Linked DNA regions of Mus musculus: region 2 is linked to region 1. Evidence: chromatin loops called from intact Hi-C (ENCODE). Cell type or tissue: left cerebral cortex. All regions are shown on one strand. Region 1 overlaps Ghr (growth hormone receptor). Region 2 has its middle 140 kb from the start of Gm41255.

Region 1 (2,500 bases):
AAAAAAGATTAATCGTTCCCGAAACTATGCTTTAGTCAAAGTAAGGTATCTGGCAGCCAGATTCACTAAGCTAAGACACAAGTATCTTATAAGATAAAAATGTAACACTTCAGCAAGACCAGTTCTTAGAAACCTCCCATCTATGGCCAGTGTTATTAGAATCTGAAGATTGTCAGGAGCCTATATGGTACTTCTGCCTAAAATACAAACTTCTGTTTATTGAGTGTACATGCTGTACGTTCTCAGCTGGTGGACCCAATAATTTCTCAGTGACCCAATCACTGGATTAATCATTGATGGAATCACAATTTGATGGCACTATTGGGAGTGGTAGAAAACAGAAGGTGGGCTGGCTGGAGGAAGCAGGACACTGAGGGTGTGAATTTGGATAGTGTTATCTCCTTCCAAGCCCCTCCCCATGACTAGCTCTCTTTTTCCTTGACAGTATCAACTGAGTAGCCAGAGTTGTACATGTTATTGCCACCACTATTTTCTGCCCTCCACGGGCCGATAGCAGCATATTCAGGCTACCGCGGACTGAGCCCTCTATGATGTGGGGGGTACAGTAACCCCTCCTCCTTTAAGTTGTTTCTCTCATGTGTTTGCCATAGTGATGTGATGATTGATAAACACAGGTGGGATAATTCTTCCTCTCTTTGCTTTATTTACTAGCCTGTTTCAGTTGAGAAGAGGGTTTACAGGTGAAGAGAATGCAAAGTCATGGTAACTGTGGTTAGGAAAGAAGGTTAAAGTAGGGGCCTGCAAGATGCTTCAGTCAGTGGCATGCTGTGCAAACATGATGACCTGAAATTGATGCCAAGAACCCATGGAAACACTGCATGAGAAGCGCATGGAACCTCAGTGCTAGGGAGGTAGACAGGAGTATCCTTCCAGCTTGCTTGGCCAGCTAGTCTAGCCAATTGGGCAAGGCTCCAGGTTCAGTGAGAGACTCTATCTTAAACATCAAGAGGTGGGAAACAATGAAAGATGACACCAGCCTCGGCCTTCTACATGACATACATATAAACACACATCTGTGCACAAGCATGTACATCTTATATGAACATATACAAACACACACATTTGTGCACACATATGAACATGTACACACTCAGACAGACAGACACACAGAGTGACAGGAGTGACTCTGGGCAGGCACAGGTGCTGGTGCTGGCAAGCTAGATGCGGATGAGAGTTTTCCACTGGCAGGATGTGCTGGCGGCAGTGGGCAATGAAAACCCAGGCTGGGGGGAAGGCAGGGCCTGAAAGGAAGGCATGGAGAGCCCTGAAGTCAGCTGCATTTACAGTTCCTTAACAGCTGTTTCTCAGGCTAGTTATTTGGTACTAGGGACTCACATAGAATCAGGGCCATTGAGACAGCTGCTCATCAGCTGTTTGAATACACTTGAGATTAACACAAGAGAGAATTCAGAATTAGAGGCAGGGAACTGTTGCTTACATTCCGGCTGAGATTCTTAAAAGCTGCGAGCCCTTGGGTGGAAAGAAGCCTCCGCTATCACAGGGGAAGTAAGTAGAGAAAAGCTAAGGTTAAGATAAAGTATGCTTGTGCAGGCTTGTGCACCATGCTGTGACAGCGAACAGTCAGAGACAGGTGAGTCATTGAATGATTCTGACATTCAAACTGAGTGTGAACTAAAAAGTTCTACCCAAATTGTCCAGAGCACTGGGCATTCTATTGCACATGCCAGCAAGATTTTGCTGAAAGAACCCTGATATAGCTGTCTCGTGTGAGGCTAGGCCAGTGCCTGGCAAATACAGAAGTGGATGCTCACAGTTAACTATTGGATGGAACACAGGGCCCCCAATGGAGGAGCTAGAGAAAGTACCCAAGGAGCTGAAGGGGTCTGCAACCCTATAGGTGGAACAACAATATGAACTAATCAGTATCCCCAGAACTCGTGTCTCTAGCTGCATATGTAGCAGAAGATGGCCTAGTAGTCCATCATTGGGAAGAGAGGCCCTTTGGTCTTGCAAACTTTATATGCCCCAGTACAGGGGAATGCCAGGGCCAAGAAGTGGGAGTGGGTGGGTAGGGGCGCAGGGGTTATAGGGAACTTTCGGGATAGCATTTAAAATGTAAATAAAGAAAATATCTAATAAAAAAGATAAAAACAAAATAAAACAACAACAACAACAACAAAAACCTATACCAGCGAAGACATCAAGTGCACTTTATGTGACTAACTGTGTCAGTTTTAAAAAGTAAGTCTTAGGATGGTGCAAATATCCAGGGCAGCTAGTGGTCAGCAGGTCTGCGTCTACTATAAGGAGCCACCTAGCTCCGTTGTGCTTCAGTTTCTGTGAGGTTTTCTGACATTTGACAATGCAAGTAGTCCTGTTCCTGGGGCTTGTATGTGAAACCCTGGTTAGGATTTCTAAATCCATCAGTTCCACAGGACATAGCTCTTATAAGAGTTAATCTGAATGTGAAGTGTGTCAGGAATAGCTAGTTGAAAACACAACTCCCAATCTCAGGACC
Region 2 (2,500 bases), 410 kb after region 1:
AATAAAATACTTGCTGGTTGTTTTCTAATTAGGAAGGATCTGTTCTTTTCACCTCAAGAAACTACTTAGGGGACAAACAGAAACATGTAATCACATTGATTGAATCTAATTGACTTGGATGTTAATGAAGCTGCCTGCAGCCTGTTTGCTGTATTTAAATCAGGGTGACACAGAAGCAGTTATTTTTTTTTTATTCTTTTCTGGCCATTCTTGTTTCTTCACATCTTCTCATGAGCCACTGTGTTTGTTTGTTTGTTTGTTTGTTTGTGGGATTTTTTTAAAATCTGAAAGCCTCTTAACCTTTATGGGTAAAGTTGGGGGGGGGGCGGTCTCACCATCTGTATTCCGCATCCCATGTTCATTGACAAAGGACCTACTTCACCTAGTCCATAATAAATTAGATTTGAGTTTTGCTTATTCCATGATTATAACCGCCAAAATCTTATCTTGTATAAGAGCATTATTTGTACCACTCTTGGCTTACATTTCTCCTCAAAGCAGCTGAAAGCAACCTTTACTTTTAAAAAGAGTTTAAAGACAGAAGTGGTCCAACTGATGTTGTAAAGCCCAGCGGAGATTCATGCAGCAAAGGCAGCATATCCTTAGTCTCCAAAGTTTGAAATTAAAGTTTGATGTTTTAGGTGTTTGGATACAATCTTTTGGTCCTGTGACCAATCTCATTGAGATGGATGACTTTACATTTTATTATGGACAGTGTCTTGATGAATCAGTGAGGCAAATGATGTCCCTGTTCTCCCAACCAGGGCAGTCTGAACTTTTATTGTGTCTTCCTGTGTACTTTTACAGCAAACCTGAACTCTCAAGAAGTATAGAGAACTGGGGATCGGTGCATGGTACTAGCATGCAGAAACTGTCCTGCATCATTACCAGAAGACAACACACCAAGCTGCTTGTCCTGGAACAATCTAGAAGTTGCCAAGAAGTGCTTCTGCAATTCTACGTGCATTTTCTTCTTTTGAGTTGGATGCAGTATAGTCCCATGAACACTGAGACTGGAGGGAATCTCAGCCAAGAAAGAATGTGACTGAGATCCACGTTATGAGAGCACGGCACGAGAAACAATTACTTTAGTCTACCATTCTCATCCTCAATAAAGAAAGGGAAATTACATGAGCACTGAAGACTACCTCTGGACAAATGAGAGTAATGGTCTGGGTAAGCACACTCCAGGGAATGGCAGAAAGACTGAAGGTGCTTGAATGGAAAAATCCAGAATCGTTCTTGATTGCTGAGTTTCCATCAGGTGGAGAGACATGGTCTGGCTGCCTTTACCAACACCCCCTACCCCCTGCGCTGCCCTTTTTTAAAACAAATAGAGTCATGCCTTTCTCTGTGGATTACTTACTGCAGAATTTCCCAATTGTAGTTATTTTTCAAATGGTGGTTTCTCACCACCAACGTCAGCAACACTGAACATTCTAAAAATAAACGTGACGTCAGAGTAGAGGCTGGGCAGCTACACTATCCACGTTTAACGTGAGTAATTCTTATTCATGTAGTGTGAGGGGGTAATTCAGGACAGCCTGGTGGAACAGCATAAAGACAGCTGTGAAGGAAGAAGAGGCATGGTTCACTTTCCACAGAATACGTTGTCTGGGCAAGCGTGAGAGGGAGGGTCCGTGGTGTACCTGAAATCTACAGAAGATCTACACATGTATGTCATTGGCATGCTTTTCACTAGCTATGTATACATGTTCACATCATTTTTTAGTAAAGGGAGTTATAGTTTCAGACAATTACCAAGAGAATCCATAACTTCACCCCAAATTTTATAAACCACTTGTCTTTTGGATGCTTCAATTGGCATTAAAAGGGATGTCAAATTGCTGCTAAAAATATCTTCAACAGCCTTCTTACTTTTTCCTCTCTTAAAATATCACAATCAGCACTCCAGATCACTAATACTTGAATTACCATATCTACTTAGGTTGTGGATAACCAAACTGATCCACTGATGTTACCGTGCCTTTCCATGCTGAAGTAAATGACAGCCTCAAGCCGGAAACAAAAGGTTAATTTTGCCCTCTGCCCGTAGAGCAAAATCAAAATCACTGTTGATGCAGGCACTCCACTTCGCCAAAACCCAAAGTGGTTTCTGAGAAATCTCTTGCCACTTTGAAGAGTGAATTAGACCACTCATGATTAGAGAAATCAGATTAATTGGTTCAGAGTGTGATGTGAGAGTGTGCTCCTTAATGAAGGCAGCTGCAGAGTGGATGAACACACAGTAGATCCAGAATGGTTCAGGAGACCGGGGTTGTGTTTCCCAAAACATGTTTAGAAAATGGTATAAATCTCATAACAGCTAGTAGCTTTAAGAAGGACACTCTGAGGGAGCTAATTTTATAAGAGGTAAAGGTTATGGATGAGGAAGACTATGTCAGCACAAACCCTAGCATATCATCTAAAAAACAGAAATGCGGGATGAAACAGAAATGCAGAACACAATCTCTACCCATGCTCTGCAAGGACTTTATAA

The links. Hi-C counts contacts between places; a loop is a spot of excess contacts. Peaks named below come from ENCODE experiments on the same cell type or tissue, not always from the same donor. Only the 100,000 strongest peaks of a DNase experiment are listed, where the experiment ranks them.
Region 2: it touches region 1 in a loop (2.3-fold over the local background); 1 of 42 quality-filtered maps calls a loop at or near these places.

The regions. Positions count from the first base shown.
Region 1 is chr15:3,341,119-3,343,618 of GRCm38, forward strand. The region is part of intron 5 of Ghr (growth hormone receptor); the gene reads right to left. All of the region lies in intron 4 of Gm41254 (a long non-coding RNA gene), which reads left to right. Among named protein-coding and RNA genes, the nearest start is that of Ccdc152, 39 kb to the left of the region's middle. In left cerebral cortex, no CTCF peak of the experiment used is centred here; a DNase peak (open chromatin) is centred at 1,363.
Region 2 is chr15:3,749,593-3,752,092 of GRCm38, forward strand. No RefSeq gene overlaps it. Among named protein-coding and RNA genes, the nearest start is that of Gm41255, 140 kb to the left of the region's middle. In left cerebral cortex, no CTCF peak of the experiment used is centred here; a DNase peak (open chromatin) is centred at 1,467.